Linked DNA regions of Homo sapiens: regions 2 and 3 are each linked to region 1. Evidence: chromatin loops called from intact Hi-C (ENCODE). Cell type or tissue: heart left ventricle. All regions are shown on one strand.

What was found. Hi-C counts contacts between places; a loop is a spot of excess contacts. Peaks named below come from ENCODE experiments on the same cell type or tissue, not always from the same donor. Only the 100,000 strongest peaks of a DNase experiment are listed, where the experiment ranks them.
Region 2: it touches region 1 in a loop (2.1-fold over the local background); 3 of 110 quality-filtered maps call a loop at or near these places.
Region 3: a loop joins it to region 1, with 2.1 times the contacts of the local background. A loop is called at or near these places in 7 of 110 quality-filtered maps.

The regions. Positions count from the first base shown.
Region 1 is chr7:664,033-668,032 of GRCh38, reverse strand. The region is part of intron 4 of PRKAR1B (protein kinase cAMP-dependent type I regulatory subunit beta); the gene reads left to right. Among named protein-coding and RNA genes, the nearest start is that of DNAAF5, 61 kb to the left of the region's middle. In heart left ventricle, CTCF peaks have their summits at 1,888 and 3,702; DNase peaks (open chromatin) are centred at 2,057 and 3,790; H3K4me3 peaks cover 673 bases; H3K27ac peaks cover 3,237 bases.
Region 2 is chr7:608,271-612,270 of GRCh38, reverse strand. The region is part of intron 4 of PRKAR1B (protein kinase cAMP-dependent type I regulatory subunit beta); the gene reads left to right. PRKAR1B-AS1 (PRKAR1B antisense RNA 1) reads right to left here. Exons shown (of 2, transcript NR_110054.1): 2 at 3,769-4,000. Among named protein-coding and RNA genes, the nearest start is that of PRKAR1B-AS1, 7.4 kb to the right of the region's middle. In heart left ventricle, no CTCF peak of the experiment used is centred here; a DNase peak (open chromatin) is centred at 1,910; H3K27ac peaks cover 1,981 bases.
Region 3 is chr7:772,498-776,497 of GRCh38, reverse strand. DNAAF5 (dynein axonemal assembly factor 5) reads right to left here. Exons shown (of 13, transcript NM_017802.4): 10 at 2,300-2,450; 11 at 1,336-1,492. Among named protein-coding and RNA genes, the nearest start is that of PRKAR1B, 47 kb to the right of the region's middle. In heart left ventricle, a CTCF peak has its summit at 1,804 (motif pointing right); a DNase peak (open chromatin) is centred at 1,814.

The DNA of each region.
Region 1 (4,000 bases):
TGTCGATCCGTAACAGTGTGGGAGATACATAAGGTTGTGCGAGAGATACGTAAGCTTGGAGAAGGGTAGAAATTATGTTTAAGACCTTTGATTTAAAGGAAGATAGTGCAACGTGGTTGTGAGGGAGGCTGCAACTCCCCCAGACCGCCTGCCTGTCCTTCTAGGATGGTGGTATTGCTAGTTGGCCTTGATCGAAGGGTTTCCCTGGGCCTTTGCACAGGATCTGTGAGAGGCATAGTGTCAACCTCACAGCCTCAGTTTCCTTCCCTGTCCTTGTCCAAGGCCCCACAACTCCTCAGGAGCAGAGCTAGGGTTTGAGCTCGAGTTCTTGGGCACCTAAGCCTGTGCTCCCTCCCCTGTAAGGACACATCACCTGCACCTGCCGCTACCCTGCCTGCATGGTGAAGGAAGATTGAGAATGGGTGATTTAGGCATTGCCAGTGAGCGGGGTCCATACTGTCCTGTAGTGAACTGCAGCTGCAGGGAGACAGCTCAGGGGTGAGACAGGACCAGGAGTTCCCATCACACAGGTGTTGGGCTGGAGTGGTCTTATTCCCAGGCACGCCTATGCACACAGTCATGCACACACAATCTCACTCAGATACCACAGAATTTAAGGTGTGTTTAAAACATCTTTTGGAAGGAGAGAGTTGTGGATGTCATTTATAAGTAATAACATTCTCTGAGCCTCAGTTTCCTCAGGTGTCAAATGAAGATAATAAAACCTACTTTGAGGTTGTTGTGAGAATATAAAGCAAGAATATCTATGTGTGTACTGTTATCACCACCATCATTATCATCACCATCATAGTCATCACCATTACCATCATCACCATCCCCACCATCACCATCATCACTGTCATCATCACCATCATTATCATCACCATCACCACCACCATCCTCATCACCACCATTGCCATCATCATCGTTATCACCACCATCATCATCACCATCCCCACCATCACCATCATCACTGTCATCATCACCATCATTATCATCATCACCATCACCACCACCATCCTCATCACCACCATTGCCATCATCATCTTTATCATCACCATCATCATCATCACCGCCATCATCATCACTGTTGTGGTCATTGTCATCACCATCTTTCTGTGGCCCTTTGGCTGTGTGGCAGTGGAGTCCATGAAGGTACTTCTTCTGGATGGTGCCTTGCCCCTTGGAGGCTGGCCCGGCTATCCAGACAGACCCCGCAGTCAGGCCCCACTCAGTACTTGGTCTGAGAAAGAGGCTGGGGTAGCCTTGAGTCATTCTCTGCTCCACCCTGGGCCTGAGTTGGTGAATAGGCCGCTCCGGGCCTCCCAGCACCCACAGTCAGCAGGAAGATCCCTAGGAGGCCACCTTGTCCCCACCTCACTGTACTGAACAGAGCTCTGAGACCCAGTGAGAGGGGGCCTTGGCCTGTTGCACTGACCCACACAGCAATTGTCCAGCTGGGGCTGGAGTGGGGTGTCCTTATCCCCTGGGACGGCACCTGCACAGCCCCTCTGCAGAGTTGAGTAGCTCCCAGGGCAGGCCCCAGGGTGGTGGTAGGTGCAGCCTTCTCACCTTGTGTCAGCTATTGGAGCGAAGCAGATTCCGCATCCTACCTGGGGTGCCCGGGGCAGTTACGCCTCGGCCAGGGACCTCAGCAGCCTCAGGAAGCAGCCCCGCGTGCTCCGGAGCTCTCTGATGTGCCAGGACCATGAAGGCTGTCCCTGGAGCGTGTGTCCCAGGGAAGCAGCCCCGCATGTTCCGGAGCTCTCTGATGTGCCAGGACCATGAAGGCTGTCCCTGGAGCGTGTGTCCCAGGCCTTGGGGAGTGAGGTGGAGGCCCTTGGGTTCTATCCCGGTCCCTTCCCGGCTTTCCCTGATTAGGGCGCCTGTAGGGGGAGCATCGCTGAGCTCCTGGGAGCCGAGAAACGTGATAATTGGGTGGCACCGTGCGTGTTTGTGTTGTGCGTTGGGCCTCCGGCGGGGACCTCATTACTGGAGCTGCCAGACGGGCACAGGCGAGGGCACCTCACCCTTGAGGCGGCCTTCCTGGCAGTGGCTCCAGCTCTCTGCTGCTTTAATTAAAACAGGCCTCTGGCTTGAGCAGCACCGCTGGCCTGCGCAGCTGTCTGTTATCTGTCGCTGTTTCTCTTCCTCCCACCCGCGTATCTCTGCAGTCTGTTTTTCCACAAACTGGCTCGGATCCTCAGGTGATGGGAAAAACAAGCCCTTCTGCCGAATTCACGGGCAGCTGAAGGGAGCTGTCTCCTGGCTTCTCTGAGCCTTCACGGCCCCCTCTCCCCATTCTGGCTTGGGCTTTGGGACTTTCTGCTTCCCTTTCGGGCAACATTAAAAAAACAAAATTAGCATTTTGGAAAATGCAGGGCCTCATCCGAGGAGATGCTTAATGGCTTGAACATGCAAAGAATTTGATTTCCATTTGCAGAAAGCCCAGCTGGATCTCAGCAGAGGAGACCTTGAGGTTAGCAAATCAGGGGCCACGTGAGCCCGGGAGGCTTTAGAAGCTGAATTCAACGGAGGCTGAAGCCTGGGGTTTGAAGCTTGCATCAGATGATGTATGCAATGGCCAGTCCCTGGGCCATGGGCCTCGGGCATGTTGTCTTTCTAGAGCTCCCCCGTGGCCCCCGAGGCTGCCGTTTGGCAGGGGAGGCAGAGAGAGGTTAAGCAGGCTGCGTCGGGCCACCCAGCTTGGAGTAGAAGCTGGGACTTTGACCTGGCTGGGATGTGGCTGCTTGGGGCTGACTTGCCCACCGTGAATGCACACACAGCTCATTAACCTGCCGGGAAAAGACAACAACCTTTTTAAGAGAACAGTCATTTTCCACACGCCTAGCGTTTTCCAGCTAATAACAAGTCTCGTGGCCTGCGCCTGGAGCTGCGGGGCAGTTGCAGCTCTCCGTGGAGCCTGTTTCAAAGGGTCTCCAGGGCTGGCGCTATCTAATACCACAGTGACAACAAGCCCTCTTGCTTTGTCTGATTTGTGAGTGGAGAGAAGAACCTCAGGTCTTTCTTACCACTTCCCCCAGGTGATCGTGGCCTGCGTGGATCTTGCCTGTGGTCCTGGCTGTTTGGTGCCCTGAGATTTTTGTTTTTGTTTTTTTGAGACACAGTCTTGCTCCGTTGCTCAGGCTGGAGTGTAGTGGCACGATCTTGGCTCACTGCAGCCTCGACTTCCTGGGCTCAAGTGATCCTCCTGCCTCAGCCTCCCGACTAGCTGGGGCCACAGGCGTGCACCACCACACCCAGCTATTTTTTTTTTTTAGTTTTTGTAGAGACAGAGTCTCGCTGTGTTGCCCAGGCTGGACTTGAGCCTCCTGGGCTCAAGCGATCCTCTGGCCTCAGCCTCCCATAGTGTTGGGATTGCAGGCATGAGCCACCACACCCAGCAGCTGCTGTAACATTTTGAAACTTGTGGAATTTGGTGGTGTGTGGTCTCCGGTACCACATCTTCTGACCCCTAGCCAGTTCACGTTTTGTTGTCACTGACAAGCCCCTGCAGACCTGGGGGCTGAGATGCTGCACGTGGCCTCTGCCTCCAGCACCCAGTATGTGGATGGGGACCCGAGGCCCAGAGAAGGTGCAGGAAGGCCCACTGCCCCGGGCAGGGAATGGGGCTGTCCTTCAGATGGAGGGTGCCAGGGCAGAGGCTGTGTTCATGCAGGCCTGAGGCTAAGCCCTGGTGCAGCACTGGCCACTGTGCTGTGTCGGGGACCACATAGCGACCAGAAGGAGGGATGCACCAGCTTTCACATTCCGACGGACGCCATGGGTCCTGGCATGGCTCCATTCTTGAGCCCTGGTCACTAAAAATAGCCCCGTCGCCTGCCAGCGGGTGTGAGGAATTCACCAGCTGGCTGGGGATGGGGGTCTGTGGAGAGAGGCCAGGCGAAGGGAAGGTTGCGTGGGGAGGGCCCTCCATGGAGGGGAATGTAACCGTCGAGCTGGTCCTGGCCCTATGGGGCTCCTTGTAATACAAAGCATC
Region 2 (4,000 bases), 56 kb after region 1:
CATCCGTTGATCTACTCACCCACCTGTTCATCCACCCACCTGTCCATCTATCCATCCATCCATCCGTTGATCTACTCACCCACCTGTACATCCACCCACCTGTCCATCCATCCATCATCCATCCTTACATCCATCCATCCATCCATTAATCTACTCAAATCTACTCACACACCTGTTCATCCACCCACCTGTCCGTCCATCCATCCATCCATCCATCCATCCGTTATTCTACTCACCCACCTATTCATCCACCCACCTGTCCGTCCATCCATCTGTCCATCCATCCATCCATCCATCCGTTGATCTACTCACCCACCTGTTCATCCACCCACCTGTCCATCCATCCATCCATCCGTTGATCTACTCACCCACCTGTTCATCCACCCACCTGTCCATCCATCCATCGATTCATCTACTCACCCATTTGTCCATCCATCCATCCGCTCACCCACCTGTTCAATCCACCCGCCTGTCCATCCATCCATCCATCCATCCATCCATTCATTCGTCTACTCACCCACCTGTACATCCATGTGTCCATTCACTCATCCGTTCATCCACCCACCCATCCAACCATCCATATTGTGCTGAGGAGCTTCTGCGTCAGACCCGGGCTGGGCACTAGAGCCTGCAAGGAACATGTGGTCTCCATCTGAGAGCTCAGTCAGCTGTGGGAGGCGGAAGCCATCCGTGGAGTGAGAAGCACAGGAACTGAGGTGTTGCAGGAGGGGGAGGCATCAGGATCGGGAGTGGTGTGGGCGGGGGCTTTCAAAAGGTTTGTGATCTCTGAGCCACAGGCCAGGTAGGACTGGAACCCGGGACAGGCCGTTTCCTGGAAACTGTCCTGACCCAGCACCACTGGCCAGCCCTGACCCAAATAGCAGGGGCTCCTTACTGGACGCCTGCCCAGAGAGAGCTGGGGGTGGCCGTCCCAGACGCTCAGGCCCTCAATCCCCAGCTTAGAGACCAGTCCAGGGCACAGATGGAGAGAGAGACAGAGAGAGGGAGGGGTGGACGAGAGGGAGGCACATGCTCTGCTCGGAGGAGGGCTCTGCCCCTATAGGGAAGCCAGACCGTGGAGGAGCGTTCATGATAGGGGCTTCAGCCTGACTTCACCTCTTCCTGGCTTCTTGACCTTGGGTGAAGTTACTTTGTGTCTTGTTTCCTTATCTGGAAACTGGACGGAACAGCAGTGCTGACCTCATAGGGGCGGGTGAGGATGGAGCAAGAGACAGACCAGGGGCTCTGCCCTCGGCCCCCGCAGGAAGGGCCGGCTGGAATGTCTTCGTGTTTTTCTTTCTCTTACCAGGCCTGAGAGCTGGGGGCCTTCCGTGTCCCCAGAACCCAGCACAGCCTCTGATGCAGAAGTGCGAAGCTGTGTTTGTTGATGGGGTAGGTGGGGCAACCCACATGTGAGACGATTTAAAATCTGAGCCAGCAGCTTCACGTAACCTTCCAGAGTGACTGCTGGATGAGAAGAGAAAACTGTTTTTTACAGACAGAAGAGGCCAGGGCCTTTTAATGCCATTAAGTGCTGAGAGAAAGAGGAAGCCATGGGGGTTTTGTGTGAAAGGGGCAGACAGTGGAAAAAGAGGGTGAAGCCGTGCGGGGGGGACATGGACAGAGCTGACCTCACCTCGGGGCTGTTGCCTGGAGACGTTTGTGTTCAGGCCTTTGTCGGCGATGAGCTGGTGACATTCGGGCATTAACATTTCCTCTGAAGAAAAATGGGGCTCCCAGACCTTTTTGGTACACGAGGCTGGGCTCTCTGGGCTCTGCTGATCACAGAGAGTTGGGGACTGTGTTCCTCCGTCCCTGGGGAGATGAGGGACACCTGTGTGGCCAACGGAGCAACCCAGTGAGGCTCATTTAAGAGGCACTCCAGGAGGGGCTGCTCTGAGCGGGGCCACGCCCAGGCACCTGGGTGTGTGGAAAGTCGGCTTTCATTGATACCAAGGACTGAACAGCCCCCTCTGGAGACTGAAACCTCCCAGGAAGGGTTTCAGCCCACCCCTGCCTTTGCTTAGGCTGTGGTAGAAGCACGTGAGTGGAACGTGAGCCTCGAGTCACTGGGGTGCAGCCACATTGACCTGCCCCCTGTTCATGGGGAGTTCTGTCATGTCCATCGTGGCCCAGCGTGTGATGGCAGGAACCAGAAGCACTGGAAACGTCCATCTGGGCAGGAACAGGTGAAGGAGCGAGGGTTTTCATATAGAGAATGCCAGGCAGGGCGGGTGCAGCGGCTCATGCCTGTAATCCCAGCACTTTGGGAGGCCAAGGTAGGAGGATTGCTTGAGGTCAGGAGTTGGAGACCAGCCTGGGCAACATAGCGAGACCCATCAATTAAAAAATAAAAAATAAAAATAAGCAGGCGTGGTGGCACGTGCCTGTAGTCCCAGCTACTTGGGAGGCTCAGGTGAGAGGACACCTTAAACCCAGGAGTTGGAGGCTGCGGTGAGCTGTGATCGCACCCCTATACTCCAGCCTGGGCAACAAAATGAGACCCCATCTCTTAAAAGAAAAAAAAGAATACTAGGCAGCTGTAAAAGGAGCAAAGAAGCTTCCAGATTTATGTTTTCACCCAGGTGCATTTCAGAAAATATGGGTCAGGAGGGAGAATAGAATTGTGAAAGGGTATCTTTCTGTCAGTGATATGCAAATGATGCAGACACCACTGGAAATGCACGCTTTTCACGGGTGCACACGTGTGGTCACGGATGCCCATGTGTGAAGTGGAGACGCATAGCAAGGGTGGTGGAGGCAGCACTTGCCCTCCACACCTGGGCCCGGAGGAGGCTGGAGCCGCAGCTGTGATGCTGGACAGTTTTCCAGGAGAGAGTGGTGGAGGCAGCAGGGTCCTGAGCTGGGTGGTGGGGGGTACACAGTGTCCATTTGATTACTTAAGGCATTTAATGGAATATTTTACCATTATAAGTTGAAATATTTTTTTAAAAAAGAGGGAGGAATTGTAAAATGATTTCTTAAAGGTCTGTTCATTCTGAGAACCCATACTTTGTGGTTTTGAAGAAATGCAGTTTAGAGAACGGTGCCAGGGCGGCTCCTGCAGATGCGTGCACCAGGGAGGCCGTGGCCAGGAAATGTCCCCACCGGGGCCAGGTGCCCGGGACTGGGGCTGGGGCAGCATGGCCAAGCCCCACCACCCATGGGCGGAGAGTGGAGGGCCCCCAGCTCTCCCTACAGCCCTGCCACCCACTGACCCCTCCCCAGGTGGGAGGACAGTGGAGGCCCCCCGGCCCTCCCTACAGCCCTGCCACACACTGACCCCTCCCCAGGTGGGAGGACAGTGGAGGCCCCCCGGCCCTCCCTACAGCCCTGCCACACACTGACCCCTCCCCAGGTGGGAGGACAGTGGAGGCCCCCCGGCCTTCCCTACAGCCCTGCCACACACTGACCCCTCCCCAGGTGGGAGGACAGTGGAGGCCCCCCGGCCCTCCCTACAGCCCTGCCACACACTGACCCCTCCCCAGGTGGGAGGACAGTGGAGGCCCCCCAGCCTTCCCTACAGCCCTGCCACACACTGACCCCTCCCCAGGTGGGAGGACGGTGGAGGCCCCCCAGCCCTCCCTACAACCCTGCCACACACTGATCCCTCCCCAGGTGGGAGGACAGTGGAGGCCCCCCAGCCCTCCCTACAGCCCTGCCACACACTGACCTCTCCTGCAGTTCTGCCTTCCTCCCGGAGGAAACAGGAAACTGAGTTGCCAGGGAAGTTGGGAACAAGGACTCAAAAAAGAAGCACTTCTTAAATAGAGAGAAAACAACCACTATTTTAAGAATGACTTATTTATGGACCCTGGAATCAGGAGGGTCAGGGCTGTCTGGATCTTTGATTTCATATTTGTTTCCTGGGTGGCTCAGCCCCCATCCCTGGGAGTCAGGGTGCACCTGTGGGCCCGCAAAGGTTTCCAAGAATCTCCTTTTTAAGTAATCAGGGCAGGCAGGAGGCCACCCTCGGAGTGTCCCCGTGGGTGCACTCCCT
Region 3 (4,000 bases), 110 kb before region 1:
CTGAGCCTTGTCACCCCCACCCAGTGCTGGTTTGGAGACCTCTGCCTTGCTTCTTGCTGTGCCGTTTAATTTGTGGTATTTCATCTGTCATTGCTGTTTGTTCTCATAGTACCAACTTGAACAGAAGTCAAAGATGAGCATTTTCTATTTTCTTTTTTTTTTGAGATGGAGTCTGGCTCTGTCACCCAGGCTGGAGTGCAATGGTGCGATCTTGGCTCACTGCAACCTCCACCTCCTGAGTTGAAGCGATTCTCTTGCCTCAGCCTCCTGAGTAGCTGGAACTACAGGCGCGCACCACCATGTCCAGCTAATTTTTTTATTTTTAGTAGAGACAGGGTCACCATTTTGGCCAGGATGGTTTCTATCTCTTGACTTTGTGATCCACCTGCCTCAGCCTCCCAAAGTGCTGGGATTACAGGCGTGAGCCACCGTGCCCGGCCACGTTTTCTGCTTTTTTTCTATAAAACAAGCCACCATCAAACTTAAATACAGTCGTCCCTTGGTATCTGTGGGGTTTGGTTCCAGGAATCCTCCTCCTCTAGGATACCAAAATCCTCAAATGCTCAAGTCTCTGATAAAAAAAGGCATAGTATTTGCACATGACCCACACACATCTTCCGGCACACCTTAAACTGTCTCTAGATTACGTTTAACGCTAAATGTAACATCCACACGACGCTTCCTTCACGTGGGTTCAACGTTGTTTTAAGGCAGAACGCAACGTCCACACGACGCTTCCTTCACGAGGGTCCAATGTTGTTTTAAGGCCGAATGCAATGTGTACATGATGCTTTCTTCATGCGGGTTCAACGTTGTACTTGGTGCCCAACAAATTCAAGCTTTGCTTTTTGGAACTGTGGAATTCTGCCCCCCAATACATACATATTTATATATGCAAATGTAAGTACAAATTTGTATTTGTATGTATAAATGCACAAACATGTATATATGTAGCCATACACACACACACACACACACACACACACCCCTACTTTTAAAGACAAGGTTTTGGTCTGTTGCCCAGGCTGGGCTCAAGCGATCCTCCTGCCTCAGCTTCCTGAGTAGCTGGGACTACAGGTGTGTGCCACCAGCCCTGGCTAATTTTTAAATTTTTTGTTGAGATCGGGGTATGGCTATGTTGCCCAGGCTGGTCTCAAATTCCTGGGCTCAAGCAACCCTCCTGCCTAAAGTGCTGGAATTAAAGGTGTGAACCACCACACCCAGCCCGAGATAGTTTTGATCTGAGTTTGGGTGACTCCATGGATGCAAACGGAACCCAGGGACACGGAGGGCTGACTGCATATACACAGGCTGTGAACAACAGAAATGTCCTACCAGGATAAATCCTGATGAGTTTCTCTGGATCCGTCATGCCGCCCGAGGTTTTTAAGAACGTGTTGATAATACGGCATGAGATCAGTCGCGTCATCTTCGAATCCTCCTCCAGGGTGGTCAGGACCTGGGGCATCAGTGTTTCCTGCACGTCCCGTATCTGCAATCAGCAAACACATACGACGTGACTCACATCTGTCCTGGGGTGGGGTGGGGGTGCTCACCATCCGTGCACTCCTGCCTGGAAGGACTTAGGGGGCTTGAAAGCTTTACCTAAAAAGTAGGCTTGAATCTTCATTGTAAAATTTAGATTTTGAGCAATTTTTAACTTGCTTACTTGATTTTTAGAAAATACGCACACTGTTCACAACTCCTAGGTGAGGCACTAACCCTAAACCAGGGTAATGGCTCGCCTGGGCCCCAAGGACGTGGGGCTTTCGGCTGGAGCACCGACCGCACCACCCCGCGTGCACCAGGAGGTGGCGCTGATGCTGCACGGGCGCCCAGGGCAGCGCCTTCCCGCCGGGCGGCGACCAGGACGCGGGCGGGCATCAGTGTCTGTTTTCTGACACCTGGTACCAGCCGGAGGTGTTCATAGAAACGATGCGGAAAGCCCAGGCCCGTCCTCTGGCCTGGATCCTGGGATTCGACTCCTGGTCTTGCAGCCAGCATTGGGCCGGAAACCGAGAAACCGCACGCTCATGAGCGGCTGCAAAACCCGCAGCACGACCGGGCTGGCTGGGCCCGCGGCCTGGCTCCCGCTCTCCCGCCTGCTGTCTGAACCGCAGCCCGGCCGCCGGCTCCTGCCCTTCCGCCGCCAGTGTGGGGAGAGCCTCTTGGGGTACGGGCCCCAGGTGGAGGTGCAGCTGCTGCCTGCCCAAGTTCCTGCTGCGGGAGCTCTGCCGGGCGCCAGGAAGCCTGCGCAGTCCCCGGCCGGTGTCCACCGAGCACGCAGGGAGCCCCGTACCTGCTCTGCCGACAGGACCTCGCTGCTGGTGAGCGCCCAGAGGCAGGACACGGCAGCCGTGCGGATGGCCGCGGCTGTCCTCCCCGCATGCCACTGCAGATTGGGGGCCAGGATGTCCTTTGTCACCGTCTCGAGGTAGCTGGGAAACTGCCTGGAACCGGAACGGAGAGGGTGGATGAGGAGACCGGACAGGTGCTCGGAAGAAACGTTTCAGACTAGGGATGAATGGGGCTGAGGGGGGAGCCAAACAGGAAAACGAACTCGACCCCAAAACACGAGGCCCCTCCTCCTCTCAGGAGCTGCTTCTCAGTGCGAATTGGGAGGTTCCTCCAGGCCCAACCCTACCGGGGAGACAGGGGTGCCTGTGCCCCTGGCCTCTCCTGCGGCCCGCGTAGGTCCTGTTCTCCAGAGGCGAGCCAGAGGCCCTGGGCCGAGGGTGCACTTTCAGCCCCTCGCCGCTCCTAGCTTCAAAAGGAGGCCTGAGTGACGCCTGGGCTAGGGCAGGTGCGGTGGTGTCGGCAGCACCCAGTGAGCCCCTTTCCCATCTGCATCCCTCCCCCAGAAAAAGGCCAAGTCTCTCCAGCCACAGAACCCTCTGTCCAGCAAGGACAGTCGCTGCGGCTTCACAGAGGCGGGATGGGAGGGCCACAGGCGCGGTCCGGGGACCCAAGGGCCACAGCTCAGAGAGACGGGCAGTTCCCACCCTGTCGGCGACTTCGTCCTGATGGTGACCAGTCAGGTCAAAGTGCCACCAAGACAAACTCAAAGCAAAATGACACACTCATTAGTGACATCCCAACACCACGGTATGTTTCAAAGGTGGCTCTGGTCTCCAAGACCAGCTCCACAGCCCGCAGCCCTCCAGCGTCCGTGAAGCCTGCACAGCGTCCCTTCCTCTTCTGGAGGCGCCACCGGCTTGCTCCTGGCAGGGGCCATGTTGGGACCAGCCAGGTAGATGAGCAGATGTGGAAAGTGACGTTGGTGTGGTGTGATTTACACGCATTCCGCGAGGTTTCTGGCGTGGGTTCGTTTTTAAGCAGAGCTGCCATTTTCGGCACCGTGACTTGCAAGAGGGCTCTCTGGAATGAACGAACCCAGCGCCTGCTCCATGGTCACCACATGAAATGGCCTGGAAGTCCTGGCCTTCAGGGTGTGGGGTCCAAGTGTGGGCCAGGCGTGCCACACGGGCGCCACCTAGGAGTGCTTAGGTTTTTTTAAATTTTTTTTTTTTTTTTTTTAATTTTGGGGTGAAGGATACTCAGCCTGTGTCTGACAGAAGCTCCATCAGAACTTCTGGGCATTGATCAGAACCACCATCGAACCACTGAATGAGGCACGTTCCTTTTTTTTGAGACAAAGTCTCGCTCTTGCTGCCCAGGCTGGAGTGAAATGGCGCAATCTCCGCTCACTGCAACCTCTGCCTCCCAGGTTCAAGTGATTCTCCTGCCTCAGCCTCCTGAGTAGCTGGGATCACAGGCACTTGCCACCATGCACTGGGGCCGGGTACAGCCAGGCCTGCAGGACCCCAAGACACTATAGTCCACGGGCAGCAGGGCTGGGCACAGCCAGACCCACAGGACCCGAAGACGCTGCAGAGCCGGGGAACGAGGGGCCCAGCGGCTGGTGCTCCGGGTTCCCTGCCCGAGCACATTCCTATTCACAGAGGGACTCGAGGTCCACTGTGGGGCTTGACTTCCAGAA